3 separate regions of the Homo sapiens genome follow, and regions 2 and 3 are each linked to region 1. Evidence: chromatin loops called from intact Hi-C (ENCODE). Cell type or tissue: endothelial cell of umbilical vein. All regions are shown on one strand. Each heading gives the region's core, and the rest is flanking DNA. Links, peaks and the distances in the headings are about the cores only.

Region 1 (10,746 bases), core at 871-8,870:
AGAACCCTGACTAATACAATAATCTATTCCTATCTTCTGGTTTCACAAACAAATAAATGGGGATAGTAAAAAGTACAATGATTTATCCATGAAATCACAACTACTGAAGGACAAAGCTGAGACTAGGACCCAGGTGTTCCATTTGTAGTCCAGATGTGTTTCATTGTTCCATGCAGTCCAGCTGCAATGCTGCCTTGTGCCACTCTTAGGAGATCTTGCTCAGTAGCATGGCATACTCAGCCTCTGGTGATAGTTCTGTGACTGGCTTTAACTTGAAGATACAATGCAGCTCCCTTGGAACCTGGCACCAAATGCCCTTGAGTCTGTGTATTGTGGTTATCAACACCATTGCCTGGACTTTGTTGGGCATGTGGGAGTTTAGTTTATTTTCAATTGTGTCATTCACTCATGACAGCCTGCATCAAACACATCATGGCCATGTATATTTTGTGCTATTATATAATAGAGATCTCTAAGAAACTTATCTAAGAGTTATTTTTTTCTGAGTAGTAAAATTCACTATATTTGCCATTGTCTGAAAAGAATTCTCTCTCAATCCCTTGCCTTCATCCTCTTTCAAAAAAAATCACATCTAATTTTTAATGGAGCATGAAAATTCCATGATAGAGCAGCACATATGAGAGTCAGAAAGACAAAACTCTGGTGTAACAAGTAACCTGTAAAGACTTGAGATGACTTCTTTGGTGCACCTAATCCTGTAATCCCATCAGTCACCAAACCAGAAAGGTCAATCCTGATGGTGTCAGTCCACCAACACAAACTTTGTTTCTGATGATATTTCTGTCCATTCAGCTGAAGTTTTATCACACAGGCTACCAGCAGATGCTTGGTTGTTCTCAGTGATGACCTGATACTGTCATGTCCATGTTCATACGTATCATCCCATTTACATTCTCATTTAGAAAACAAATTCCTTCTAAAATAAAGAATTATGTCCCATTTACTTTATCTCTTTCATTCTGCAAAACCTGGAGATGAATAGACATTATGCCATTCGCCACAGCCTATAGGATTATAATGAGGAAAGCCACCTGAGTTAGAAGTAAATCCAAACACTGTTTCATAATTGTTCATTTTCCTAGAATTGATAGAAGCACCATTTAGAGATGCAAGAAGCAGGGCAGTTGAAGTAATCATCAGCCTAATTGCCTCAACCCTTGGCTTTGTTTGAGCCCCAGGGGTCCACTTTTGGGAACTGACAGACTTAGATTGTGATGCCAGTCTGGTTTCTTGCATGCTTTCACTCAACAAGCCCCTTCATGACCACATGCATTTGATATCCACCAAGAGGACATAACATCTGCTTCCTCTCAAAAGTTCCATGTAATTTGTAGAGATCAATGGGAAATAGTCTCTGAAGCACAGAGCTATCAAGATTATTACTGTAAATTCCTAATTCTACCTATTTCATTTTAATAGAAATTCCAGTTTCATAAAATAAAAATTATTGGTAAGAGAGACTGGGGTGACATTTATAAGTCCTTTATGTAACATTTTATAGCTTTACACATAATTCAGTAATAAGAGGAAAAAGAAGAAACATTCCATATTTTCTCTCAAAATTATTTAGTCACATATATTCTTAATAGAATTCTTAAGAGAAATTATCAATTTTCATGAAATGACCTTAGTTATACCTTTGGTATAAGGATATTTTAAATTATATTAACAGTTTCATATTATAGTTATTGATAATAATGACAAATAATTCTCCAAAATATTCTAGCGGAAAACTGGAACTTTATTCCCTTTTTCATATACTCAAAGCATCATTCACTTCAGTTATTGCTATCATAACTTACAACTCAATAACGATTGTTGTGGGCAGCAAGCCACCCAGGCGCCGAGGCAAGAGACCAAGGACACGAGCTGTTCCAGTATAATAAAATATAAAACAAGAATAGTTATACCAGATATAGATCTTAGATATGATTATATATGAATATCATTAATCATTAGTTTCTAAACTATTTATAAGAGGTAACTAATACATAATAAAGTGAGCAGATGAGGTGCAATAATATCTCATCCATATCTATATCTATAGTGTTTATCCTGTATCTCAGGAATAGCAGTTAACAGCACAACTCAGAATAGAAACCCCAGTGTGAACCCCAGCCTAAGTTTCAGGTTGAAGCAGAATTAACTGACTAGAGTGGATGAGTGGAGTTGGTCTTTATTATTAGTGATCTGAATTTTTTTTTATTAAATACAATCACAACCATTCATGTACGGTGCCAAATCTTGTGCTAAGCCCTTTACATAGAATTTCCTCATTAATGATTATGTACTTGAAGCTCTAAGAAGTAGATCACACATAAGTAGCAAAGCCAAGAGTTGAACCCAGGCTCTCTGAGTCCAAGGTCAAGATCTTAATCTCATATGTAAATAGGTAGGTAAAAATTTAAAAAACTCAGGAGTTCAAGGCTGCAACGTGTTATGATCTTGCCACTACACTCCAGCCTAGGCAACAGAGTGAAACACTGTCTCTAAAAAAGCAAAAACAAAACCACACCATATTCTATCCCTTAATACATTCTAATAGCCAGAAAACTAAATGGTCAATTTCAAATAGGCAATTTGAAAAGAAGTACAAATGACTCTGAAAGTCAGAAAAGCTGTCGAATCTCTACTAATCAGGAAAATATGAATTGAAACAGCAATGTATTATCTGTTTTATCATCCATTATATTTGGATGTAAGTGTTAAAAACATTAACAATATCTGTTTTGGGTGAAGATGCTGATCTTGCTATTTCCTGTTATGTTCTGGAGATTTTGGAGAGGTGCCTGTCTCCCCTTGTCCTGGCAGCCTGTGACACTGTTATCACATTTCCCTCCCTCTGCTAACACAGAAAACCCCATGGCTAGCCCCACTATGTGTGTTCTAAGTTGAAGGAAGATATCACATCTGAGTTCCCTTTCTACTGAATCAGAAGCCTCTAGCAACCTCTACTCCTTCATTGTGACAAAGTAGCAGTGGGGTTTCAAGGTCTGACTTACCTGGCATTTATTCCAGTTCCAAGACTACCACATGCACCAGCACCTGTGCTGCAACCCTGCCCCTGAGGTCACTTCTTTTTCACATTCCTTTCTATCGATTTTGCAAGGCCCATTCCTTGCTGCTTAATCTCACTTCCTCTGACTTAACCCATTTCCTGTCTAGTACCTGTTTGCTCCTCCCTTCCTCTGGCACTCAATGTCCTTGTCTGCCTTATTTATAGTGTCTGCAAGATCTTCCTTTTCCCCTCCAAGCTTTCCTGGCTACCCTTGTTCCGAAGACCTGAACACCCTAGTTTCGCAACTTTGGGAATTCAACAACCAGTAAATTTTTTGTAAAATGTAGAGAATTGTCAGAAAACTGCCAAGTGTCAATTTTGCCAAGTTGGCCCATCAAAAATAAGAAATACCATCTATCATCACCCTCATTTTGTGAACAACAAGCATTTTAAGTTTAAAAATGGGGAAAGGTCATAATCTCAGACAATAAAAGTGTTTCTCAAAGAATACCAATTAAACAACTTTGGGTAGAGGAGAACCCTGATGTGGGGGAGGGATCTATGACTAGAAGAAGCTGATGTATTAGAAAACAGTCTGTCTGTCCAGCACAGGGATCCTCTTGGAAGTCAAAGCAAAACCACTTTTTGCAGCCCATCCCCACATCCTCTCCCACCTCAAGGTCCCTTGCTTGAGTTCCTCATCTGCTTATGCTAAAGGATCACATTAGCTGCTCATCTCTCTCAGAAAACACCATGCATCAACAGCTGCTGGCAAGCCACGGTGGAAGTGCCAGCAAAAAGATGCTCACTCATGCCTGGAGTATGCTGCTCTCCATCAGAGACACTACATAGACCCCTCATTGTGTTCTACAGCTTAGGGTACTTTAAGCCCCTCCCAAAGAGTAGAGTTCTTGACAGGCAGAGAGGCTGTGGAGGTGTGGAGGAAAAGCCTCAGCAGAAGTATTAGGGTGAAACTAGACAGTGGTGTCCCTATAGTGCTCATTTCATCAAGGATATGTAACTGTCCATAGAAAGGTTTTTAGGGCAATCACTGGCACGTACTTCAGGGTAAGATTTTAAATCCAAAGTGTTCTAATTATGGAGAATATGTTTAGGTGAACATAGTTCTTGAAATGCAGCTCTTTTCTTATAATCAAGTAAATTTTATTATTCATCCTGATTACTCATCAAAAATTTGTTCCAAAATCACAAGCTTAAGTGAATAAATGGCTTTTTTTGTTGTTATTAAATGCCTAGGTTCTAAGGTGTCAACTACTAGGTTCCAAGGTTTCAGTCCTCTCTTGTTATCAGTGGGGGATTGGTTTCAGTAGCCCCCACAGATACCAAAATTCGAGGATGCTCAAGTCCCTGATATAAAATGAGATAGTATTCGCATATAGCCTATGTACATTCTCTCATAATCTTTAAGTCACCTCTAGAGTAGTTATAATATCTAATACACATAAATGCTATGTAAGTAGCTATTATACTGTACTACTTAGGGGATAATGACAAGAAAAAAAGTCTGTACTATTCAGTACAGATGCAATTATTTTTCCGAATATTTTCAATCTGCATTTGGTTGAATCCATGGGTGTGGAACCGCAGAAGTGCTAGCAGATTTTGACCTGCATGTGCTAGCAGTAGAAATATCCTCACCCTCTGACTCAGGGCATCAAATCTTATACTTCTTATCAGGAAGCAGTGAAAGGAAATGGAAGGAACAGAGATAGGCCCACGGCCAAAAGGGCCTGAGTTATGAAAAGAAATTGGTCAACTTGGTCTACATGAGGATATCTGGGAAGGACAAACTGCATAGATGTCCCGCCTCCCCACGTGCCAAAGAAATATTAATGGTGTATTTGCTCCACTAACATTTGGTAGCAGAGGCAGTGTCTTGCCCCAGGCTTATTGCTAAATAATACAGAAGCTAGAAGGAAATGTAAGAAGAAAGTTGGGAATGTGAAACATGTGGTGAGGTCAGGACACACACACCCACATGCCCACACAACACATGACTATGTGGTTTTTTTCTATCACTGTGAACACAACTGCCATTTCTGTCACCATCATTAATTAAGAATGAAAATTCTTAAAACTTGCTGCACCATTCATCTGTAGAGCTAAGTAGGATTATTCCGGGCTTTCAGCCCAAGTTTTCTAAAAGCCTAGCTGATTAAAAGGCATTAACATTTGTGTTTTGCCAACACTGATTATACTGATTGCTGGCAAGTGTTTATGTGATAACCAAGACCTAACAAGAGAGATGCAGAAAAGCACAGTGAGCATAACACTCGTATATAAGAGATACCCACCAGTTGCTGAAGTAATCGCTTCTTCCTTGGCAAAGGAAGAAAGTTAACTCATCGTGGTCTTCAAGGCACCTTCTAGGGCTAACATTTTATGACTCTGTTGAACAGAAAACTTTTCAGAAGGCATCTGCCGAATAACATGAATAAAAATGCTTCAAAGGCTAGTTACAAATTTTAAGTACTCCATACTCTATTTTTGCCTCTTTTCCTTCTGTTTCTTACCCTGTATTCATTTTTCATTAATATTGCTAAACAAAGAGGAGAGAAAGAGAAGTTTTATTAAGTCAAATTTGATGGGATAGAAAGTTGAAGTTCTGAGATTATGCACAGAATTTTCCCACGTTTAGATTCTCTGAAATATGTCTTTCTTCAGTGGCTTTGAACAGGAAGAGTTAGCTGTGATTTGAACCTTAGCAAGCTTAAAGATTGGTTGTAAAAGCACCTCTAAAGGAGAATGCTGGCAGAAAATGCAATGAACTTCTGCTAGAGACCTCAACACAGCTGAGAATCTGGAAATTTGTGCTATTTGTGATAAGAATTTAAGCAACCAAAAGTCTTTTGTTTTTTGAAAATGAAACAAAACAAAAAGCAGCGACTTGCAAGTATACAGGAAGCTTATCTCCTTCAGTTCAGGAGTATTTGTTTGCCAACTAAGGGTTACTTTTCACAAATGTAAAGTTAAGTCAACAACTTTCTTGGCATTTATGACACTATATATAAAAGAGCCTGTGAAATATGAAATGAACTTTTCAGGTTTTGAAATTGATACACCAAGATTAGGAAAATAAACCGTTTGATGAGTGTTTTGCTGGCTCATTTAAACTACATTCCCAGTCATAACTCTTGATTTCCCAAGCAAGGAAACAGAAAGAGAAAGAGAACACAGTATGTTCTGAACAGAACTGAGTGCTCCTTGCATGACTTAGGAGTTAGATCCACGTGAAACATTTATGCTTACCATTACTTACCACTCCCATTGTTACTATTATTAATGTTGTACATTAGAATTAAGTAGTTTCCAGAGTGCTTTCATATATTTTTTTCTCATTTTTACATGACTTCCCAATACTGTGATGTAGATTAAACAGGAAGTATTCAGATATATTAAGTAATTTAGCATCCATCACCATTATCATCACCATCATCATCATTTAATGAGCACTTACTATTTGCTAGGCCCTGCACTCAATGTCTTATATGAATCATCTCAGTTAATCTTCACAACAATTCTATGCAATTGGCATTATTATTGTCTGTGTTTTATAGAAGAGAAAACATGGTTGATTGGGAACTGGAATCTGGAGCTTATGAGACCAATTTCAGTGTTCTCTCCATATTGTTTTAATAAGAGTTTAAAAAGAACAAAGAGAATCCTAAAGTTTCCAGTTCATTTCATATCAGTTTCTTTTAGACATAAATAAGACAAGAAAGAGACCATGAAAAGAAGGTTAAATTTTCAGCCTCTTCCCAAAATAAATACTTACAAAAATGCAATAGGCAAAAATATTTGCCATATCTTTTGGAATTTTGTAAATTGCAATAAACTTGCAATTCCACTGTATTTGCAGCTAAATGCAAAATTCTACATTTAATCCTGCTACTGACCAAACCATGTCTTTTTGTTAAAAAAAACAAAAAAAAATGTCTCTGTTAAAAAGCCTGACAGTGTGGTGTAGCCTACCATGACTGATAAAGCTCTTGAGCTTCCAAACCAGCCTGGTTGCAGCTTGGTTGGTCTTTAACTAGGTCAGATTCAATTTCCACTCAGTAAGTCTTTAATCAGTGTCTACTACATGATTGGTGTCAGGAGATGTGGAAGTAGACAGAACACTGGTTGTTTCTGCTCTTCTGAAGCTTACAATCAGACCAAGACAGATATAAGAGATGAATTATAGTGTAGTTTCACAACAGAAGATTTATCCTTGTCTTGGGACTTACAGGCACCTTCCCTGAAAAAAAAAATGGCATTTAGATGATACCTGAAGGAATGCCATTAGTCTGATGGAGAAATGGCATGAGGACTAGGAGACATTCACAAACTTAAGCAAAATTTACATCCCCCATGAGATGAAGGAGTTTTCCATAACCTACTACAAGGTAGAGGTTTTGAAAGAGAAGAGGTTAATATATAAAAAGTCAATCTTTAAAACATTTTCCTTGGTCAAGAATTCTCACTCTGAAGAACCTAGTTTATAACTGCCTATTCTGGAAGGAGGGTGAAAGCAACACACTACTGATGGTATCTTAGCTAATTGCAATAATGGTTTCATCAGCATCAGGGAAAAAAAGTAGGGTATGTATTTAAAAGCGCATAAGACAAGAAAGTACAGATTGAAAAAACTGATTGGAGAAGGAATAAAAATAGAGAAAAGGGAGGAATACTCTAAATTAAATAGAATTATAGTAAGAAAAACTAAAAATTTTACTATGATGAGCTCTCAATTACTTGCACGTGGCTGGAATAATTTACAACATATCATTCCATATTCATTTATACTGCACTTGGGACTACAAGGGAAGATTACATATTTGAGCAGATTCACTTTCCTATGTTTTGCTTAAGTTGGTTAAGACTATGTATGGGAAGCAAAAATACAGTAGAATCCTGGATTATTTTCCCTTCCCTTTGAATGTGAATTCCCAATTCACTTTAAAAATTATGCTTTTGTTTTGGATTGCTGAAGACACCAACTGACAGAATAAGAAAGCTGCCCATTGAGTGCTAGGAAAGGAAGAAACTGATAGCTTTCCAGAAGTAATCCATGCACTGAATAACCTCTATTTGTCCACCTCTATACACACATCAATCTTTTCCACCCTGCTCTGTGCTCCAAAGGTTGACCTGCATCAAGGAGCCCCTTGAGCTTTCAATTGGGTGTGGTCAATGGGAAGCACCAGTAGGAGATAAGAGAATGAGAGACCTATGAGATTAATGTACTCTACCTTCCCTGGGTGGTTTCCACTAAGGCTGCTCACACCCTCAAAAATAGTCCTGCATTAATCTCTCCTTAATGGCCTAAGCTTAATGTGCCATCTCTTTCCTCACCCCCAAAAATGGAAAAAGAAGTGCAATGCAAGGTTAAGGCAATGATGATAGACAAAGAAAAGGTATATTTATGAGATAGTATGTTAGATTAAGAAACCCATTTGAAAACATCTTTGAGAGATGTCCATTGTTTTCCTCTCATACCAAGAAGAGAGAGAACACCACATTAGAAGCAAATGAAAAAAGAGACAGCCAAACTATTTTGGACTGTGATTCACAATAACCCCTGAGGGATGGGGCATTTGGAGGAACTATTTGGGAGGAGTTGAAGATAAGCACATTGAACATTTCTGTAGCCTTTAAAAACAATAGTGCCTTCTAAATACTTACCTATGCAAATCTCCAGTGCCCTTTTCCCTCTTTGCCCAGGCTTAAGTAAACCAAGCCAAGATGACGTCAGTGGCCTCATTCTCACCTTCTTTCCTAAAGTGAATATTTTATAAGAATAGCTACCAATTTAGTAATCTTTTGCATAAGTATCAAGTTACAGACCTCAGTCTGCTGATGGTATAATGAGAAATAATAATTTCTTATCTCTTTACAACCACTGTGGTAAAGTTCTATTGGCTTCATCTCAGTTGTATACATTAAAAAAATACAATTTAGCTAGATGATAAATACTAACAAGTGAATCTCTCTCTAATATGTTTAAATCAATCATCAAATGTTTATTAACTACCTCTGCATCTTAGAGGGAAAAGAAGATATTACACTTCTTGAGGTAAAGCTGCTTATTTTAATGTCTCCCATCTTCCGGTGTTACTCCTTAAATAACAATGACAGCTAAATTATTTTTTCTCAGCCCAAGAATAATGCGTTGGGCTTCCTTTTTAATGACAACAATCTCTTTGTTGCCAAATGCTTCACGTCTTAAATAATGGCTTGGATCTTGGCTGCAATTACAAGATAAGCTTTTTTCTCATAACCTTTTCACAATAGATTTTCATCATCTCATTTATAAAGAAAATCAAAATTTGCATTCAACTTTAAGCTCTTGTGTCTAAAATTGGACACACCACTGGCACGTTTAGACAGTATTTATAAAGGAATAGAGTTTGCTTTAGAAGTTTTTATTTTTATTTAATTTTATCTCTAAAGGAAAAGAGAAGGAAAAATCTAATTGAAGTTAATAAAGAGCCAATAGAGGTTGAATGGCAAAGTGGCAGAGTAACTTAAAAGTGAAGACAATAAATATATTTCTATTAAGTAAAGTGTGCTAAGTCCAAGATATTCCCCAAAAAATCTATTTACCTTACAACATTTCTCAGTAACATCTGAGATCCAGATAATATGGCCCTACATGGATTTGATGTATAACAAAATGCATGTTGCCAGGTAATAAAGGCCACCATACCTATGAATTTGACACGGTGAGTGACATCTTCATTGCTCTGAATAAACCTCACAATAATAGCCATGGTCTAATAAAATCAAGATGTACCTAGGAGTTAGCAAGAAACTTCTTTCAGGCAAAGTTGTCAGTTCAATTTTTCCAGAACCCAAGCTGGGACTTTGTATAACCTGAGAGTAAACATCCCTCAGGCCAGGACTTGAGAAATACCAAACTCTAAACTTGCGGAGAAGTGTCTGTTCCTGATCCGGTGTTCCAGCTTCCTGGCTTGCTCTAAATGTCTCCTTCCTTCAATATTAGGCAAGTATTGCCAGCTTTTATGGTAGGTGGGATTTGCCCATATTACAGTCTGAAATCAGAGAAAACATTCAAAACTAAATGAGACAATGGCTAATTCAAAGGCAACATCTGTGGGAAATATGGTTGCAAACTAAGAAGGCAAGTTGTCTATCAGGAGACAAGTGATTCATAAATGTTTCTGGCAGGCACTCACACAGATGGAGTTGTACACACATGCTATTTTTTTTCCACTAAGATTTCTGCCTAACACAGAGTAAGTGATTGCAGGCCTGAGTGAATATGCATTGCAATCTGAAGCAAATGTAATGAACTTTCTGATCAAAGCACAATTGAATCTCTTTCCATGTGGAATTCACAACTCTGGCTTCTTCCTTTCAGTAGGCAACTTGGGGAGATTCTCCACTGAAATGTTTGTGCAGGTGCAAATATTGTGACTTCCCTCCTGGAGGGGATTTCAACCTTGACAGGATATAGAGGGAAGAAAAGTCCTGTGCTTATTTCCCAAGAGCTCTAGAAAAAAAAATGCCATAAATCCTGTTTGGGCCTAGGGTTGAGACATAGAGATGGTCTCTAAGTGAAAACATCACACACACAGAATTTGAGAATGGTGGAATTGGGGTCTTAAAAGTTCACAATCCAAACTTCTCATTGTACAGAAACTGAGATCCAAGAAAGTCAAATGATTCATAATTAGTCAATGAGGGAACCAGGATTAGAA
Region 2 (10,746 bases), core at 1,204-9,203, 420 kb before region 1:
ATCTTTTTCTCACCAGTTGAAAAATTCATGCCTGACACCCTGTATTAGTCAGGGTTCTCTAGAGAGACAGAACTAATGGGACATATATATATATATAAAATTAAGTATTGACTCACATGATCACGAGGTCCCACAATAAGCCATCTGCAGGCTGAGGAACAAGGAGAGTCAGTTCTATTTCCAAAACTGAAGAACATGGATTCCGATGTTCGAGGGCAGGAAGGATCCAGCACGGGATAAAGATGTGGGCTTGGAGGCTAGGCCAGTCTCTGTTTTCACATTTTTCTTCCTGTTTATATTCTAGCCAAGCTGGCAACTGATTAGATTGTGCCCATCCAGATTAAGGGTGGATCGGCCTTTCCCAGCCCACTGAGTCAAATGTTAATCTCTTTTGGCAACACCCCCACAGACACACCCAGTATCAGTACTGTGTAACCTTCAATCCAATCAAGTTGACACACAGTATTAACCATCACACACACCTGTAATAAAAGACAGATTGACAAGAGAAAAAGGTACCATGTTTATTTGACCAAAGTAAATGTGATATAGGAGGCTTCAGAAATGAAGACCCGAAGACCCGGGAAAAACTGTAATTTTAGGCTAAATCTGATGAAAGAAGTGGATAATTGTGGAGAAATATGAATGGACAAAAAAAGAGGATGATCTAACAGTAATAAACTAGGGGAAGGGGAGGTTCAGCAAGTTCTATTTGTTAAGATTATTTTCTGTTTAACGGTATGACATTTCTTCCCCCACGGGTGTAGGGCAGGACATCTGTCACATGAAATTCTTATGACCTACTTTTAGGGGAGGAAGGTCAGAGAATTTTTATGAACAGCTCTTACACAGCAAGGTAGGAGAAGTCACACAGAAAGTGACCTCCAAGGTGCCATATTTTGGGATAGGGTGTTTTGCTCACAGTCAGCTAATTTTATGTGTCGACTTGGCTAGACCATGTTGCCCACTTGTTTGGTCAAACATTAGCTTAGATGTTGCTGTGAAGATATATTTTATACGTTACTAACAGTTAAATCAACAAATAGACTTAGAGAAAAGTATATTACCTTTTGCACTGTGGGTGGGCCTCATTCAATCAGTTAAAGGTCTCAAGAGAATAGACTGAGGTCTCACAAAGAGGAAGGAATTCTCCTTCAAGACTGTCGTAAGAATCAAGAGTATGACATCAACTCCTGCCAAAATTTCCAGGCTGCCATTCTGCTGTGCAGATTTCAGACTTACCACAGTCTCTGTCTTTATGCATGCTTGTCTCTCTCTCTCTCTCTCTTTCTCTCTGTGTGTGTGTGTGTGTGTGTGTGTGTGTGTGTGTGTACATTCTATTGATTCTGTTTCTCTGGCGAAGCGTAGTACAGATAAGTTGAGATTTTCTTTTTTTCTCAGAGTAATTGAGTAAATTATATTGATATTTTGAGAACAGATAAAATCTTGTAAACATGTCTTCACATATCAAACATTTTTCCAAGCAAATAAAACATGGGCAGAAATGAATGTATCCAGGGACTTTGCATTTTATCAGGCACACCAGTGAGAACAGTGGAGCTCTGTTGCCTTCATTTATAAATGTTCTGCTGATTATTACCCACTTGATTCTGTTATTAGTTCCAACACCTGCTAGTTAGGAGAAGCACTGCCAAGTTCTGAAATGAAGTCCCTATACCGCCAACCTTACTTGGCCCAAAATATCCTTGTGGAAGTGCAGTCCAAGCATTTCCATAGCTGTGGTTAGTCTACCATTAAAAAATGAACCCAGATTGGAGATTATTAGAAATTTTCCAGATGCTAAGTCTATATATGCATTCTATCTGAAAAATTGTGTGCTTAGATATACAAAGGTTTACCCCATAATAATGAATGTTTAGTCTTGGCTGCTGCCCATTGTAAGCAACTGTAAGACGTTTCCTGCCATATTCTTCCTTGATGGGCTGATATTCAATAAGTTAGAAATATCTTTCAGCAAACAGATTGTATGTTTTAACTTTAATGGAATACCAAAAGGTTGAATAAGTCAAAATGTCTTTTTACATCTTTGGTTCCCCAAATACTCCCTGAATTGCAAAATGAATTCCATGGTAGACTTTCCCTTTCAGAGACTGTCCTTTCCCCTTGCTTTGAAAAGATGAACTAGTCTGTGTGGCTGTTCCTGTGCTCACAGAGGGTCATCCTGAATCATTATGTTGAAATGCCTACATCTCTATATTCTTCAACTCTACTGTAGTTGTAGAAGCACAGGTGTGAAAAAAATACTTGATTGATTTTCAGCTTCATTTTCACCTTACCTAATTCTGCAACAAAATAAACTGCAGTTTAATGAGAAACTCATCCAGGTACAGTGGGATAAACCATAGCAATCCTCAGACCAATTGTAAGTGTTTCTTTCTCCATTTATCCTTTACCACACAGTTGTCCCCTTTGTTCAGGAATCATGGTGAGAAGGTTGGGATTGGAGTGCCCTGGGATATTAGAATAAAATGTGTAAATGTGATGCATATTTAATTGCAGTTCTATAACTTGCAGTGCATTTTGAATGAATTGTTTGTCTTCCTAAAAGGTACAATCACTTCACTAATTTCAGCTGTCCTAAGTTTCTCACAACTTCCCTTCATATTCATATCGGAAAAGAGTCTTACTTTTTTTGCCAGGCCAAGAAAGAAAAATAGTTTATACTTCATTTTGTAAGAACTAAGTCAGACCAACGAACTTAGAAGGGTGAGTTTAAGTTGTCAAAAAAAAGAGACTCGGATAAAAAATGCCTCAGACTAAACATTCACACATCATCTCTCTGGACTTGACTTTGACCAGTCTGCTTTTACATCTCTGGAGATGTGTTGCAGGTGCCAGCCTCAGTGGTCTCCAGAGCTGCCAGCCTCCCATTCAGTGACCTAGGTGGCCACAGACATCTGACTATCATTGTGAAGTTTCAGAAAGTCTGAATAAACATCAACATTTTCATAAAGAAGCCGAGAAATTCCAGATGCAGCAAGCCAGTGAGAGAAATGCTGTGGAAAGGAAGTGGTAACAGGCACTCCCACATCTCTTGGACAGACATTCACATTTTCTACTCAGGGCATCTACTTACCCCCAAATGTAAGAACTGAACAAACATCACTTTCACAACCCATCCCAGTGAAGGCCTATTTTGATTCCAGAAATTTAGCAACTTGACCAAAGAAGTCTACCTATGAAAATTCCTGGCCACTTTCCTCCAATCTGAGACAAGAATGACAAGGAATATTTTTTCCCTCTCAGGAAAGAGAATCCTGCTGAGATTGGAATTGTCCATTCTAGACAGGGTCTGGCTTCTAGAATTTTAGGCAAGACACAATTAGTTAAAAAAAATGTGTGTAGTGAAATCAGACATACAGAAATACCATGAATAATTTTGAGTATTGTTATTTGATGTTTTAGAGGGAAAGAAATATTTTTTATTAGACATTTTAAAGGCCAGAATATTTTTCAAATATATTCTTTCTTCTAGGTTAACTGCTGCCCCTTTATTGAGGAACTGTCTTATTTAAATGTGGTAGAGAAGAATTCAGCTCAAAAATTGTTAATATTGGAAATAGAAATGATTCTTTCTGGAAACTGTAGCTCTATTGCTGTTATGCTGGTTGTCAGGTGGAATTTGGAACCAGATTTCCACATGTTCTGTTCCTGCGATAGCAGGATCCTTCCCTGTGTGAATGGAGGGTTTCACACCTTTGTACTCTATGTCAAGCGTTAAGCTTCCAATCACCATCCCTGAAAAGTATCCCTAAAAACATAGTGACAAGACAATATGTGTACTCAGATTTTTAGTGAGGAATATTCAGATAGTTCCATTTGAATTCAAATTCAGTAAAATGGAATGGTTTTAGCAAATAAGTTGCAACTATTTGTGTGGAAATTATTTCCTTTAGAGGTACCGTTCATACATTTAACACTTATGGAATTGCCTAGCATGTTCATGTGTATTTTTCCTTCTTAGTCTCTGCTTATAAAATGAAAAGTTTTGTTTCTCTAAAATTTTCAGGCATCTGAAAGTAGATGGAGAAATCTAAAAATGAAGAACAGAAATAGGTCTGACCATGAACAGCAAATCCCATGTACCAACTGAAATTAATGTTTTTCTTGATAGGCATATTGGAAAAAAGAAGATGCTAAGAAAAAAACTTATTATTAATGAGAATGTATTGGTTTCATTTAAACTAGGATCAGATTTTATAAATAGTAGGACTTTTAGCTTGATTATGTTATGGCCTAAACTGCCATGCAGAATTTGGTTTTCTTTTTTTCTTTTGATGTCTGCACTTTGTGAGGTTATCAATTAATCCTTTACAAGCTAATTGAAGTGCAGACTTGTGACAGAACAACAATTAGAATAAAAGGAGTTAATAAAACTATAGGACTGCGCCTTATGACTCAAAGTTTATGATCTACACGTTGAGTAATTTAGACAAGTCATCTGAAAAATAAATTTGAAGCCATTTAATTTTATTATTTATTTATTATTATTATCTGAGACAGAATCTTTCTCTGTCACCCAGGCTGGAATGCAGTGGTGTGATCTCAGCTGACTGCAACCTCCAACTCCCAGGTTCAAGTGATTCTCCTGCCTCAACCTCCTGAGTAGCTGGCATTACAGGTACGCACCACCACACATGGCTCATTTTTGTATTTTTAGTAGAGATGGGGTTCTACCATATTGGCCAGGCTGGTCTCAGACTCCTGGCCTCAAGTGATCTACCTGCCTTGGCCTCCCAAAGTACTGGGATTACAAGCATGAGCCAGTGTGCCCGGCCCAAATTAGCCATTTAAGAGTTCAGTAAACTCTGTTGATTGTTTGTATTTCACTCCATGCTAAGAAGACTATGACCTATTAACTTCAGAGTAATTCTCGCTAGTACTACAACCATAGGATTGAGCCAGCCATTATATTGAAAGTGAGGCTCTTGTACACATGGATTGAATGAACTCAAGACTGCCAACTATTGTCAGTTAGTAGCTGAATTGCAGAGATCTTGGCACAGAGTATTTAAAAATATGCTTTGGCTAGTCCCAAAAGAATTACTTTACTTTTAGAGTACTTTGAGAACACGCCATAAATGTGTGTTTGGCACAGGTCTATCTATTATATTCATTTGTATGTTTTCATGGAAACTATCAGTCCACCAAAGCTTTTATACAGAAATATAATATCCTTGAATGAAAGTGATTGGAAAAGAATCAATTTCCTCTGTATACTAGGGCTATAATAATAAAATGCATAAAGGGGTCAGGGGTTGGACAAACTTGTAGCATGACTTGTCCATTGTTTATCATCTATACTTCACATGTAAGAGTTAACAATATCAATTCAATCAATAGCAAGGCAGGAATGCTTGTTTCACTTAATGTTGAATACACACGCGCACACACACACACACACATATGCACACACAGTATATATGGAAAAAAGTCTCCCCTGGGATGGCAGAGTAGTGTTATTTCAAGAAAGCTGAACTTGGAATCTGGGAAACTTGGTCTAGCCCAGTTTTTCTATAAACTCATTGTGTAACCATAGGCAAGGCACAATTACTGTGAGTCTCAGTCTCCTTTTTGTAAATCAAAGGAGTCTGACTCTTTCTAAGATATTTTCAATCTGCACTTTTTGATCTTCAGGGGATGATAAGAGGAAAGTGGGAAGGGGGCAAATACAATGAATAATGAGATGACTTCCCAGATTTTGCTCCTTCCCAATGTCTGTGAATTCACCATGTCTGTGAATCTATTTTTATTAGCACAAGAAGCTCTCACAGCTCAAGCTCGGCATTTCCATAATTAGGTCAGGAACCAAAAAGAATGGCACAAACTAGCTAAATTCTTGAGTCATAATGACTCAGTAGCTTATGAGGCCAAATCAGAGTTTCTGTGGGAATAGCTAGCTTCATAAACATTCTTGGCATGATTGGCTTCAGGGACCATGCTTTGAACAAGCAACCTAAGGACACCGAGCAAGGTCTAGGGACAGAGATTCTGACTCAATCCAAGGGCTTCAACCTCTTCTCAGTCTGTATGACACAAGGCCTCTGACTTTGGCTAGTGCTGTGACTGCCACTTACTCTTCCTTGCTCTCAGTTCCACGTTTACAAGATGAGATGCTGTCTAAAGTCATTTACTGTTCTGTTATTTTTATGGGCTCTTTAGAATACGTAAAATATTTGGACTCTACAATAAAACAAAATAGTCAACTCCGATTCTCTACGTGTGTACTCTGCAAATTTAACTATATGCATTAGTTTTTATTGTGACATACAACAAGCTGACAATGTTCTTTTACTTGTGTGAAATTAATAAGCCTGACATCTTTGTATTCCTCCTATTCTTTTACGTCATATTCACTGGACATAGGCAATTCATTTGTGTATCTGTATGAGTCTGTTCTCACACTGAAATAAAGAAATACCTGAGACTGGGTAATTTATAAATAAAGGAGGTTTAATTGGCTCACAATTCTGCAGGCTGTATAGGAGGCATAGTGGCTTCTGCTCAGCTTCCAGAGAGGCCTCAGGAAACTTACCATAATGGCAGAAGGCAAAAGGGAAGCCAGCACTTCACATAATAGAGCAGGAGAAAGAGAGAGGGGTAAGGTGCCACACACCTTAAACAACCAGATCTCATGAGAACTCACTATTTTGATGACAGCACCAAGGGGGATGATGTTAAACCATTCAGGAGAAACTGTCCCCATGGTCCAGCCACCCACTAGACCCCACCTTCAACATTAGAGATTACAATTTGATGTGAGATTTGGTGGCGATGCAGATCCATATCAGCATCACTTGCTTCTCAGCTTTAATAGGCCTCCCTTAAACCCCCCAAAATCTATTCTTAAGTATTCTTTGAATTCTTCTTGTTGCATCAAAGAATTCTTCTTTTTAAGAAAAGACATAAAGTTCTCTGTAACGTGTAGCAATGATAGTCAACAGTGGGATATTGCCAGAGAAATGTAATGTGTATTAGTTTGCTGGTGCTGCAATAACCAAATTGGGTGGCTTAGACAACAGAACTGTGTTGTCTCAATGTTCTAGAGGATAGAAGTTTGAGACCAAGGTGTCAGCAGGGTCAGTTCCTTCTGAGGGCTGTGACAGAGAATCTGTTTCATGCCTCTTTCCTAGCATTTGGTGGTTTGTTAACAATCTGTCGTTCCTTGATTTGTAGAAGTGTCACTTCAGTTTCTGATGTCATCTTCACATGGTGTCTTCCACATTTGCTTATCTGTGTCCTACTTTCCCCTTTTTATAAGGAAACCAGTCATACTGGATGAGGGGCTACCCTAGTCCAGTATGACTGCATTTTACCTTAACTAATTAATATCTACAACAATTCTACTTCCAAATAGGGTCACATTTTAGGGGAATGCAATTCAACCTATTGTATATGGCTTCCAATATTCTTAGTGTGGGGAGAATCCCATTAATGAAATTGGTTTCAGAGCTCAGTTGATCAAAGTTTCAGAGCTCAGTTGCTTTAATAACACATTTCTATGGAAGACTCTTGGCTAAATTATGCAGAACCAATGAGTTTGCTGTTATTCTGCTGTCTCTTTCTGGGTCCTTTTGCTCTTGGTGGGTCTGCTACCCTTAATTCTTTTGTATTACCTGCCCTTCAGAACAGATACGTAATTTATAATTAAACTTCTGTCACAGACTTTGTCGATTTAGGGAACATCTCTGATCTCTCTTGCTAATCATGACAGAATTTTGGAGTCTATTTAACTTCTTAGCTGGTAGCTCTATCTGACATGCTTACAGAATTACGAGATGTTAAATTTTAAAAATTATCTCTCTATATTTCACTTCAAACCATCCTCTTCACTTTCGTCTTCAACAAGGTAACTAACCATTTTAGCCAGCTCCTCATTTCTGTGACTTGTTCTTTTATTCTGGTCTCAGAAAACCTTAGCCTTCTTAAGTCTTCTCTCCCTTCATCTCCAGTATCCAACTTGTCAAAAGTTACTATAATTTTTCTCTTTGACTTGTCTCTAATGTCCACCGTACCTGTTTTAAGCACTTTATTTGGGGAAAATATTCCTATCTTTGCCTGTTCACAGAAATATCTAGAACCTATTCTTTGTGAGGGAGAAAGGGTGGGGCCTAAGATTTATCAAGCACAAGGTACTTTGCTAGGCACTGTACATAGACTATCTTATTTTAATCACATAATAATCCCATGATATGTTTTTGCCTAACTTTATGAACAGATACAGAAAAATCTAAACACATTATTTGTGACCATAAACTAATAGCCAAGGAGAAAACATCTCCGGAGTTTTTCACATTTCAGGAAGAACTGCTGGACTTTAACACCATTTGAATGATAATAATAATGATGATAATATATTTATTAACCACTTACTTCCTGTTAGGCTCTGGCCCACAAGGGCTTTGACTACTTTATGCCATTTTATCCTCATAACAACCTTTGGAGGAAGGTGAAAACTTTGTTTTACAACATGAGAAAACTGAGGCTAAGGGAGGTAAAATAACTTGACCAAAGTTTCATAGCTGGGAATTAGTAGAACCTATATTGGAACTCAATCAGCTTGAGTTCAGACCCTTTACTTTTAATGACAACACTATTTGAAAATGTGAGATATCACACATTGTTTTCTACTTAGTCATCTTTTGCAAAAGCACTCCCAGCTCTCTTCATTAAAATTGCCACACTTAAACACTACACTACACATCTTGCCATAATTTCTAGCTGAGTGTTGGGCACAAAGTTTATGTGCAATACATACTTTCAGTAATTTCCTCCATAATTAAAAGCTGTTTCTTTTAACTAGCCACATGAATGTGATTTTAAATACACTAAACACAACTGGAAAAGTCATTACTAAATTATGGGTTGAGAAAAATATTGGACACAGAGTTGACACTAATGTTTTAGCCCTGCTTTGTCACTAACACCTGTGATACTCAGTTTTTTCATCTGTAAATTGAAAAGCTTTGTTTTAGAATGTTTCAGTATAAAATGATTTTTTAAAATATTTTTTACAGTTTTAATAGAGCTATCAATTTACATATGTGACATAATATTATACGAAGTAAGTAAAACAGACATGACCATATCTTTGATGTATAATCTGAGACAGAAAATTCTTTTACATAATTAATTTCTCTGGATATACTATTTATCTTTTTATACTTATTTTGGATTCATTAGAATATATATAATTTTTTATCTGAAATTTAAAATAAGTTACCAATACATTTTGATTGGCAGGTAGGTGTTGATGGTTAGCATTTTGATAACCAAATCTCATTCATCTTCATTTTGCATAATACCTCATTCCACTTCAAGAAACTTTCCCAAGCATAATATTTTCTTGCTTGATATGTTAGAATAGTGATCTACAACTTTTTTTTTATTTTATTATTATTATACTTTAAGTTTTAGGGTACATGTGCACAATGTGCAGGTTAGTTACATATGTATACATGTGCCATGCTGGTGTGCTGCAAATTCTCAATAAATTAGGTATTGATGGGAAGTATCTCAAAATAATAAGAGCTATCTATGACAAACCCACAGCCAATATCATACTGAATGGGCAAAAACTGGAAAACTGGAAGCATTCCCCTTGAAAACTGGCACAAGACAGGGATGCCCTCTCTCACCACTCCTATTCAACATACTGTTGGAAGTTCTGGCCAGGGCAATGAGGCAGGAGAAGGAAATAAAGGGTATTCAATTAGGAAAAGAGAAAGTCAAATTGTCCCTGTTTGCAGATGACATGATTGTATATCTAGAAAACCCCATTGTCTCAACCCAAAATCTCCTTAAGCTGATAAACAACTTCAGCAAAGTCTCAGGATACAAAATCAATGTAAAAAATCACAAGCATTCTTATACACCAACAACAGACAAACAGAGAGCCAAATCATGAGTGAACTCCCATTCACAATTGCTTCAAAGAGAATAAAATACCTAGGAATCCAACTTACAAGGGATGTGAAGGACCTCTTCAAGGAGAACTACAAACCACTGCTCAATGAAATAAAAGAGGATGCAAACAAATGGAAGAACATTCCATGCTCATGGGTAGGAAGAATCAATATCATGAAAATGGCCATACTGCCCAAGGTAATTTATAGATTCAATACCATCCCCATCAAGCTACCAATGACTTTCTTCCCAGAGTTGGAAAAAACTACTTTAAAGTTCATATGGAACCAAAAAAGAGCCTGCGTCACCAAGTCAATCCTAAGCCAAAAGAACGAAGCTGGAGGCATCACGCTACCTGACTTCAAACTATACTACAAGGCTACAGTAACCAAAACAGCATGGTACTGGTACCAAAACAGATATATAGATCAATGGAACAGAACAGAGCCCTCAGAAATAACGCCGCATATCTACAACTATCTGATCTTTGACAAACCTGAGAAAAATAAGTAATGGGGAAAGGATTCCCTATTTACTAAATGGTGCTGGGCAAACTGGCTAGCCATATGTAGAAAGCTGAAACTGGATCCCTTCCTTACACCTTATACAAAAATTAATTCAAGATGGATTAAAGACTTAAATGTTAGACCTAAAACCATAAAAACCCTAGAAGAAAACCTAGGCATTAACATTCAGGACATAGGCATGGACAAGGACTTCATGTCTAAAGCACCAAAAGCTATGGCAACAAAAGCCAAAATTGACAAATGGGATCTAATTAAACTAAAGAGCTTGTGCACAGCAAAACAAACTACCATC
Region 3 (10,746 bases), core at 1,888-9,887, 140 kb after region 1:
AGAAAATTTTTACAATCTATCCATCTGACAAAGGGCTAATATCCAGAATCTGCAAAGAACTTAAACAAATTTACAAGAAAAAAAATCAAACAACCCCATCAAAAAGTGGGCGAAGGATATGAACAGACACTTCTCAAAAGCAGACCTTACTTATTTGCTGAGAAAAATCTCTTGTATTTTCCATCCGTAAAATTTTCACACCAGTGGCCTTGTTCCATAGGGTCCAAAGGAGACTGAAAGATTGGAGGGAGGAATTAAAAAAAAGATTTATGAAGAAAGTTTAAAGGAGGTAGAAAGAGTTTGAGTGGGGAGTGTATTTAGTCTAGAAACAAAAACTATGAAGTGTGGCTTAATAAAAGTCATCAAGAATATGAAAGACCAGCTGCTCTCTATTTCCTCAAAGACTAAAACACAAGAAGACTGCTTTCAATTACAACAGCAGGTGGTGCTTTGGGTTAGACCCAAATTATTTTCTGGTTGGGTACCCGAAACAAGTCACTAAGGGAGATTTTCACCACTTTAAGACTAAGACAGATATGAGGCTAATATTAGCTCATGTGTATGAAGGGCTTCTATACTGAGGCTTGTGCTAAGTATATTACATTGGTTATCATCTTTCATTCACAACAGCCCTGTAAAAAAAGTGTTACCACTATTCTCATTTTGGAGATGAGAAGACTAAGAGTCACCATATGGCTAGCAAGCAGCAGAGTGTGATATGCAACCAGGGTGTTGGACTCCAGAGCCAGCTCTCTTCACCATGAGGCTCTGCTGCCCTGAGTCTCACATAATTAGCTGCAGTTTTCTTTGGAATAAGAAAGGGAAACTATTGAATTTAACTTTCAAATCTAGGAAGGCCTTTTATACAAATCCGAAGTTCTCCATCTCTACCAACTGTGAAATAACTAGAAGTGCCGGCCGGGTTCGGTGGGTCATGCCTGTAATCCCAGCACTTTCGGAGGCCAAGGCGGGAGGATGACTTGAGGGCAGGAGTTCAAGACCAGCTTGGGCAACATGGTGAAACCTTGTCTCTACTAAAAAACAAAAAGAATTAGCTGGGCCTGGCGGTGCACGCCTGTAATCCCAGCTACTCGGGAGTCTGAGATGGCAGAATGGCTTGAGCCCTGGGTGGTCAAGGCTGCAGTGAGCCAAGATTGTGCCACTGCACTCCAGCCTGGATGACAGAGCAAGGCCCTGTCTCAATAATAATAATAATGATAATAATTAGAAGTGTCTTAAGCATGCTTTTGTCACAGTATTATAATCACCTGCTCACTAACAAGGACATGAAACATGTTACATCATGATTCTGTATTATAAATATTTTAAATCCTTATAAGGTTGGGGTACTTCTGGTCTGACTTTTATGTTCAGAATTAAGTAAAAGGAATGTGAAATTAAAAAAAAAAAAAAGAAGTGCCTTAAGTGGTTTAGAGTTGTAGAAAGATCATAGAACATATAAGCTCTCACCAGCTTTGTGACCTCAGGCATCTCCGTTAAGCTCTCCAATGCTCAATTTCCTCTCTTACCTATTGAACAGTATCTGTTGAGCATGTACACTCTCACATCAGAAATTCAATGGTAAATAAAATCTGAAAAATCAGAAAAATAATAACAACCACACAGCATTGTTGTGTTTAGCACTCAGTGGAGCACGAGCTCCCTCCCCACTTTACCTTCTGAATAAGGGATTTGGGTTGCAGAGGAAAGAACTCGCTGACATTAAGTGTGAAATATGCCACGAAGTGTAGAAAAAATAGAATAGAGAATCATTATCTTCTGTATGAACTTTTTGAAAGTCCAGAGAGAAAAATCACCAGTAGGGTCATTGTTTGCTTTCTCCTTTGTATGTTCAGAATTAAATAACATGTATGTGAAATTTTTTAAAAAGAAGTGTCTTAAGTGGTTTGGAGTTGTAGAATTCTCATAGAATTTTTTCATAGTTTTATTATAGTACTTATCATATTTTAATTATTTTTACATGCCTTTCTCCCCCATAAGACTCTATATTCTACAAGTCAAAGTCTGTCCTTTGCTCCTTTCCATATTTACCAAAATTTTACCCAGCCAGGGCTTGGCACATAATAGCTACCAATAAAATATCTGTTAAAGAATGATTGAATAAAAAATAAATAAATGAAAGTTCTCAGCTGGAAAAGAAGGAAAAGAAAATCACAGGAGATAATATATAAACTGGAACTTATTTCACAAACTAAGACGTATTTCATTGAAAATAAGACTTTTCATTGAAAATGGAAATAAGTTTTTGTTTCATTTAGATGTAGAAAGACCTATAATTAGGCACAATGTGTAAGCATCCCTCATGATTGTTTAAAACTTCAGAACTCTCTTTTTGGCAGCTCTTGAGGGACACGATAAATTTTAGGGTTTTTTTTTTCAAAGGAGTGGGTTGTCCTTCTGGGAAGCAGGTGGATAGGACCACAAGATTTCTTCCAGCCTGAGCTTCAGTGACTCAGTAATTCTAAATGAACCCTCAGGAATCCTCTCAATCAAATGATTCTTTCCAGTTACCCTGACTGTGCCACAAACAAGCTCACATTGAAAGAAAAGCCCAAATATTTAACCCAATATTGTCATATTGCAAACATTCTGTTTTTACCTAAGTGCATGCTTTCAGCCCAACAGAAGTGCTGTGACTGGACTTTGTCTCTATAAGACCAAAACAATAAGCTAAAAAAAAACCAACATTTCATGAAATTAGGTTTTGGGGCCAAAAACTGAGATGAAGTTTTAGTTTGTTTGTTTGTTTTGTTCAGTTTTAGTGAATTGACTATGTACACTGTTCAGAGCGGTCAAGCAGGTCCAGGTTCTGATTCTTGGACACTACTTCAGTGCTCAGTGCTCTCGGGTCTGAAATCCCATGATGTTCTGGACTTGTTTAGGCCTGTCATGTAGCAGGTGATGGAAGGCCACCATGCCACCGAATCAAATTTAGAGCATGAATTTACAAGAAGGGCTCTCTTCTCAAATTTAGTCACTGTGTAATGAGCTCCTCCTGGGTGCCTAGTACTGTACTGGACATTTTATATATATTCTCTATATCCCTAAAAACAATCTTGTAAGGCAAGGGTCATTATTTCTATTTTAAATGTGTAAAATTGGACAAATTTCCTAAGGCTATCTGTCTAGCTACCAAGTTAGAGTCAGGATTCAGACTCAAATGTATCTCTCTGCCTGCCTTCCTAAAGCAGGAGGGTTGGGGTACTGGCATCATTTATTGGCATTTGGTCCTGAAAGCTGTAAAAAGATAGAACAGTATACATAAGGCATATTGAATGAGCAATTGTTAATCTTTATTAAGAGTTTATCACTCAATTCAACCCAGTTGTTCATCTTTTTCCTGCTGAAATGGACAGTAGTCAGATCTCAATAACCCGTTTCCCATTGCTATTTGTGAATTGTCAGTATTTATTTTAATGATGGAATCATTTCTTAAGGTAGAGTTGTATGTTTACTTTATAATGTCTGAATTTGGCTCCTTGTAGAGTAATTTTCTGAACGGGAATTGTGCTTCCATTACCTAATTGCAAAAAGTTGCCAAAATTTAAAAAGGCACTGGGAAGAAGAGGCGGTACAAGAATTCAAGTGGATCTCAAGGTCTCACTCTTAAAAGAAATGGAAATATTTTTGGACTGGATTAGCATGACTGAATTATCATCCTATTTGCTGGCGTAATTGCAGTTGGGAGGGGAGAATGAAAGGCATTGCTTTTCTACCCACTTCCTCCAGTGATACTTAAAACTGAACTATGCTATTCATAAAGTAAATCTTTCTGAGTAGTTTGCAGATTTTACCGTCTTTAAAAATGTTAATATACCATTTTAGTACCTCATTCTGAGGAATAAATTTATTCTTAATATAATAAAAACTCAGAAAAAAATGACATCAACCAACTAAAATGAAAGCTCAGACTCTAAGAAAACAAATGCAGATGATGCAAAATACAGCATTGGAAGCTAATGGAAAGGAATACTTCTTAACACTGTCTTACCATCATCAAAAGCAATGAGAAGGAATAAGAATTTACATGCTTTTGGTATGCCCCAAATCTTAATATCTTCCAAATGCCATACATTTCAGGCTTCTACTTTTAATTTTCTATGTAGAATCATGAAATAATATTATTAGTCACATTATACTGGATAGTAAAGTTAATATATTATTTCTATCCTTGCTAATCTTATGTCTTTTTTAGTTTCTGCATGATCTTAGAAATTTGCCAAACATAAACGTGTCAACGTGAAGTTAAGAAGTGAGACTCACCCGTCCCTGCACAGTCTATACTATGCCCTTTCGCAATAGGTATTTTTTCTACCTTTTCTCTCTGTCTCATGTTATGGAATTGTAGAGTCTTTTTATTAATTCTCCTATGTTGGTTTTCCATTTAGAATTCTTCTTCTGATACCTTTCCACATAGTGTAAATGATTTTGTTTTCAATCCATACATACAGAACTTTCCTCTGGATACTAAAAGCCTATGGCCAAATCATGTTGATTTTATTTATTTAAGTCTACAATATGGTAATAAATAGAGTAAGTTCTTAATAAGAGTGCTAGTTTATTTACCATGGCAGTTCTCTGTGATTAAATAAATATGAATATAATAGTCAGACTACTTTACCCATGTGAGGCACATAGCAAGGGAGTTGGCAACATTTTTAACCATATGAGAGGTTTTATTTTTATCTTTGTTGTTTTCAATATTACATAAAATACTTTTGGCTCTAATAAATCTTAATATTATCTCCCTCATCAAGTAGTAGGACAAAATCTCCTAGAGGTAGCTAGTTTTGAAAAATCCACACAAAACCAAAATCATTGTAATCAATTGTAACCAAGCATCAACTCACTTCATCAGAACTAATCACATAGCCCTAAATAAGTCCTAAAATTTCCCAGACAATGCACAGTAAATTTAAACAACATGTCGCATCCTCAAAATAATAATAGAACCATTTTTTACCATTAGTTACATTTTTTACCAAAGACCTGCAGACATCTTTTAATATAATTTACTACAATACACTATGTAATACTAATGATACATTTCATTCAATTTAGTATAAACCTTGTTAACAATGTATGAAAACAAAGAAAAGAGAACAATAAAGTAGCTAATCATTTATTACACTCCAAGTTGCTTTATTTAATAGATTTCAGAGAGAGTAAATTTAGAGAAAGATTGAATTCACAAAGGAGGAAAGACCCTGGGGAGAGGGTCTTATGAAAACCAGAAGTCAAAGAAATGCCTTCCTTATCCTATCCTAAGAAGAACAGTGAAGATTCAGTAGGAGGTCTCTCAAGGCCCAGAGGCAAAGGAATACAGTCTTCAGAGCAAGAGAACATTAGGAGCAAGTGGACTGGACCACACAGTGGGCACTCCTGCTATAAGTGCTCAGTGTGATCATCACAATGACTTTAGCTGAGCTCTATAACTGCTCATCTCTTATTACTTTTTTTCTTTTTTAAGACAGGGCCTCACTCTGTCACCCAGTGGCGTGATCACAGCTCACTGTGGCCTCAGCCTCCCTAGCCTTAGGTGATCCTCCCATCTCAGCCTCCCAAGTAGGTGGGACTACAGGCACATGCCACCATGCCTGGCTAATTTTTGTTTGTTTGTTTTTGGGGGGGGTTCTGTTTGTTTGTTTTTGAGACAGAGTCTCACTCTTGCTGCCCAGGCTGCAGAGCAATGACACGATCTTGGCTCACTGCAACCCCTGCCTCCCTCCCAAAGTGCTGGGATTACAGGCATGAGCCATTACACCCAGCCAATTTTTTTGTTTTTTATAGAGTAGGGAGTTTCGCTATGTTGCCCAGGCTGGTCTTGAACTCCTGCACTCAAGCGATCCTCCTGCCTTAGTCTCCCAAAGTGCTGGGATTACAGGCAGGAGCCACGGCATCCGGCCTGTAACTGTCCATCTCTGAAAATCCAAAGGCAATGTGGAGCCACCTAGCGGCAGACCAACCAATGGTTTCCAGGTCAAAGAATTAAAATTCAAGTCTTTCCTCAACTACTTATTGCCTTTTTGACATTAGACAAGTCACTGAAACTCTTTTAGCCCATATTTCCTAATCTGCAAAATATTGATAATAACAGTGTTTGTGCTAAGGATTGTATGATAATGGAGGCAAAATGCACTTTGTGTGCTGTTAGGCATCATGCAAATGTTACTTATCCTTATCTGTTCACGTGTGTGTGTGTGTAAAACTTTCACATGTCACAAATGGAGAGGAGTAGATGAGAGAATTGCACTCCATGCGATGAGGTTGAGAGTGGGGAGCTATGCCTGGGCAGGAAGCTGCGGATGTGCACACCAGAGCACCTAGGAATATATACACTAGGTGCTGGCAGTAGAAGACTCTGCTGTGCTCTTAATATCATCCAATTGCTTGCACACGTAGCTGATACAGACCAGGGAAAACTGACACCATCTTTATTCAGGGTTCAAACTGAAAAGCAGCATTTCACTGAGGATTTGGTGAGAAATGTATTATACTAATAACATTATAATAACAACCAGCTTAACATAGTTGTAAAAATTAATGAAACCATTTAAGCAAGAGCATAATAAATGTTTATCATTTTGGCAATTTTGCAAATAGTTGTTCAGCTACTGTCACAATAGTTCCTTGTACTCTGCATCTTCCAACATACTTGATGGATTATTATCCCCATAAAGTGCCCGTAAAAGAAAGCAGCACAAGAGAGTTGGCTTATTTAGGATTCTATCAACCAGCTGTTACATCCACCAGCACTTCACCCGTATGATCATCAATATTCATGCAAAATCCCAAAATGCCTCCCAAACATTGGAATAAAATGTTCCAAATAGCTATAGGTTTAGCTGTGTTTTGTGTTTTAATACAGTGAAAATATGAAATCTATTTATGTTATATGTGGAAACACATATCTGCTCTCAAATTATGCCAAATGATAATGTATTTCTTGCTTACTGTTGTAACAAACCACCACAAATTTAGTGTCATCGAACAACACAAATTTAGTATCTTACCATTCTGGAGATCAGAAATCCACAAAAGTTTTACAGAGCTAAAACCAAGGTGTCAATAGGGCTGCATTCCTTCTGGTGGCTCCTGGGGCAAATGTTTCCTTGTCTTTCCAGCTTCTGAAGCTGCCTGCATTTCTTATCTTGTGGACTCTTCTTCCAACTTCAGAGCGCATCGTTCCAACCTCTGCTTTCGGCAGCACATCTTCCTTTCTGACTTTTACCCTCCCTCTATAAGAACCCTGGTGATCAGATTGGGCCCACCCAAGCAATCCAGGATAGTCACCCCATCTCAGGATCTCAAGATCCTTAACTTAATACACCTGCAAAGTCCCCTTTGCCATGGAAAACAATATATTCATAGATTCTGGGGATTGAGACATGAACATTTTGGGAGGTTCATTATTCAGCATACCACGGCTAGTTTACTGTATTATTATTACTTCATCTCTGAAGGAAAATAATGCATTGGCAGCATTAAAAATTTTGTTCAAATATGCCCAGTGAGCCCGTGTGATTGAGCTCCGTCATCATCATGTTCAATTCTTCCTGCCTAAGTCAGTCCAACTCAGGATTTCTCACCCTCAGCACTATTGAAATTTGGACCAGATATTTCTTTGCTGTAGGAGGCTGACCTGTGCATTGTGAGAGTTTTAGAAACATCCCTGGACTTTTACTAGATGCCCATAGACATTCTCCCCTCCCCAGCTGTGACAATCAAAAGTGTCTCCACACATAGCCAAATGTCCCATAGATGGACAAAAATCACCCTCAGTAGAGAACCACTATTCTACACAGAAAGCAGCCAAATTATTGTAATGGCCCCTTTAAGGCAATAACTCTTAGAAAGCAAAAGATCCAGCGATATTAATTAATGACTAATTTAAAAGGGCAAGTGTAAGTCATTTATCTCAGCATTTTTGGCTAAATTTACTACTAATTTTATTTGTCCAAGGAAGTCAGAGTTGAGTTTTATTCACTGACACTAACTCATCTACATGGCCTGTTCGAGTGTAGGGTTACATATGAGGCATTTAATTACTTGGATATCAGACTAAGAGTAGAAACTTAGTATGCAACATCTCCAAAAGCTGTGAGCCCTTAGTGGCAGGAATCAAGTCATACTGTCTTTGTTTCCACAGACCATAATCTCCTCAATCTTAACCCAGCATTATTTCCATTATACTGTGATTGTTCTCAGGCACAGAGGTGATAGCATCTCTAAAAAGATACAGACCAGGCCCTGGAACCCATTTCTTGGTTAATCCCCTAGGCATTAATTCCCAAGCTTTAGTCATTTGTACACTTCTTTTCATAATTTTTGCCATTATTTATTTGGAATTTATCTTTAAATTGACTTACTTTTTTAAACATAGATACTACTTTAGCAATATGTAATTCTTCTACAACACATTAAATTAAATATATGGCTATAAATTATTTAACATTCATCCATGTGCCATTTAAAAGTTTCTCAATATTAGATGCACATATGATACTTTGAAAAACACAGACCTGGATGCAACCAACATCAGCAAAGCCTGAATTTTTAACTTTGAACTCTAAAAATGTCTTCCCATCTATTCAACTTCCTCACAGACGAGAGAACAGCAAAGGACAGTGAACCAAACTGCTCATGGAGAAATGCTGAAAGCGGTCACACCCAGAAAGACAAACTCGGGCTACTGTTTACACACTTTACCTAAAAATCTTCCTTTTTATTTTTCTTTAAAATATGACAGTTAAAATGCATGCCCTTAAAAAACAGCATTTCCAAACAATTTGTACTGACACATTCCACATAAGACATCAGCCCGATAACTATAGACAAAGCAAACTGAGAAATTAGCATTTCCCAAAGTGTATGCCACTGTTTGTTAGTTCTACAGGATCTTAATAGGCATTACATGAGGAAGAGTGGGTGGAGAATGGGGTAAGATCTGTGGTCAAATAGGATTAGGAAATGTTATTAAACAAAGTTAAAATGACATTATAAAACTTCTGATACTTTAATATTCTTCTGTGCTTTGTGAAACTTAAAGGAAAATATATATTAATCAGTCAGTCCTAAATTTATGTGATAAAAAACATTTTTTTCTCTAAGAGCATTTCATGAGACTAATGTCCTAAGGAATGTATTTTGGGAAATCCTGATCTATCTAGATTAGAAAAAATTTTATTTTCCTCAGATGAAGGTGGGAACAAATTCTAGGGTAATGGATATTTTAAAATGCATTCTACCTTAGTTTTTAAAGTCCCTAGAGGTACAGGCTCTCTTTTCTTGATTAACTTTGTTAATCACTGCCTTGCACCCCCAGGGACTCAAAAAATATTATTGGATGTGGATGATGAACATGAAAGACAATGTGGCAGTTATTTTACTGGTGGTAGCATGGTTTGTATTGGCTACCCCTTTGCTTTGAGAAGTAATTAACTTTCATTTTATCTTAACTCATAATGTTCCACAGAATGTGGGCCCTAGTCATCTAAAAACAATCTTTGTTGTAGCTGATATCACCTGAGGAGCATGAATGGACAGCTGTTAAAATTCACGGAATTAGCAAACAGGATATTTTCCCTGGAGGACTCTGACTTCCTCTCTGTGCACAATGCACAAACCTGCAAGGGGAATTCTAGATGGAGATTAAAGCCATGAAATTAGTTAATGCAACAAATCTAATTTTCCTAACAACCACAGTTGACCCCTGAACAATGTGGATTTGAATTGCAAGGGTCTGCTTACACATGAATTTTTTTCAACCAAGCACAGCTTGAAAATTCAGTATTCACAGGATACCAAAAGGCTGACTTTTCCTGTATGCAAGTTCTGCAGGGCTGATGGCGGGCTTGAGCATGCACGAATTTCTAGAACCAATCCCCTGGGTATACCAAGGGATGACTGTGTTGCCTATGTTTGAGGTGAAATTGTGAAAGTGAATGAGATAATGTGGCCAAAATACTGAGCCCAGAACGCCTTCTAAGACAGGTGAACCACAAAATGTCATCCTCAAATGGCTTTTAGCAGCAGAAGCCATATGAGAGATGTAGCAAGTGATATTGTCATCAAACTGATAGTCATGATACCATGAATTCTTATATAGGGTGTACTACCCAACTGTTGTGTGAGCTTGGGTAAATCACTTTGCTTTTCTAGGATCCAGTTTCACCTATGGAATGAGAAAGTTGGGGAAGAAGTCATCTAGCGTCTTGCTACTCAAAGTGTGGTCCATGGACCAGCAGCATCAGCATCACCTGGGATCTTCTTGGAAGAAATGTAGAAACTCAGGCCTCACCCCAGAATCTGCCTTTTTATAAGACCCCCAGGTGGGCCAGTACACAGGTTTGCTAACTCTCTTCCTGGCCCCTCAGACCACTCTCTACCTACCTCACTGCCACCCAGCCACCCTCATGGGGCTTCATTCTAAGGGAAGAATTAGCAGTGAGCTTTTTTTTTTTTTAAAAAAAAAAAAAAAAAAGCCTCTAGTAATCCAAGCCCTCTCTTTCAACAGGTAAGGTAACTGAGGCCCAGAGAGGTAAAGTTGATTTCCTGAAACCAAACAGCTAATTAGGAACAGAACCCAGATTTTGTTATTAGTTTTCCAGTGTGCTTTATTATAACGTTTCAAGAGAATGGTACCAAAGGGATAGGATCAAATTGCCAAGTGTTAATGTTACAACAAATGAATACCAATGCTTTCTTCTTGCAGAAAAGCCCTTT

Evidence for each region. Hi-C counts contacts between places; a loop is a spot of excess contacts. Peaks named below come from ENCODE experiments on the same cell type or tissue, not always from the same donor. Only the 100,000 strongest peaks of a DNase experiment are listed, where the experiment ranks them.
Region 2: it touches region 1 in a loop (2.6-fold over the local background); 6 of 110 quality-filtered maps call a loop at or near these places.
Region 3: it touches region 1 in a loop (4-fold over the local background); 6 of 110 quality-filtered maps call a loop at or near these places.

Annotation. Positions count from the first base shown.
Region 1 is chr3:99,540,184-99,550,929 of GRCh38, forward strand. All of the region lies in intron 1 of LOC105374007 (a long non-coding RNA gene), which reads right to left. It overlaps LOC105374005 (a long non-coding RNA gene), which reads right to left and starts at 7,784. Exons shown (of 5, transcript XR_007095985.1): 1 at 5,335-7,784. In endothelial cell of umbilical vein, for the core only: no CTCF peak of the experiment used is centred there; DNase peaks (open chromatin) are centred at 3,148, 4,768, 5,968, 8,758 and 1 weaker place; H3K27ac peaks cover 6,240 bases.
Region 2 is chr3:99,123,415-99,134,160 of GRCh38, forward strand. No RefSeq gene overlaps it. Among named protein-coding and RNA genes, the nearest start is that of LINC00973, 210 kb to the left of the region's middle. In endothelial cell of umbilical vein, for the core only: no CTCF peak of the experiment used is centred there; DNase peaks (open chromatin) are centred at 5,877 and 8,647; H3K27ac peaks cover 1,795 bases.
Region 3 is chr3:99,681,217-99,691,962 of GRCh38, forward strand. The region is part of intron 1 of COL8A1 (collagen type VIII alpha 1 chain); the gene reads left to right. Among named protein-coding and RNA genes, the nearest start is that of COL8A1, 48 kb to the left of the region's middle. RefSeq lists enhancers at 5,721-5,810, 5,861-5,920. In endothelial cell of umbilical vein, for the core only: a CTCF peak has its summit at 5,982 (motif pointing left); DNase peaks (open chromatin) are centred at 5,975 and 9,595; H3K27ac peaks cover 448 bases.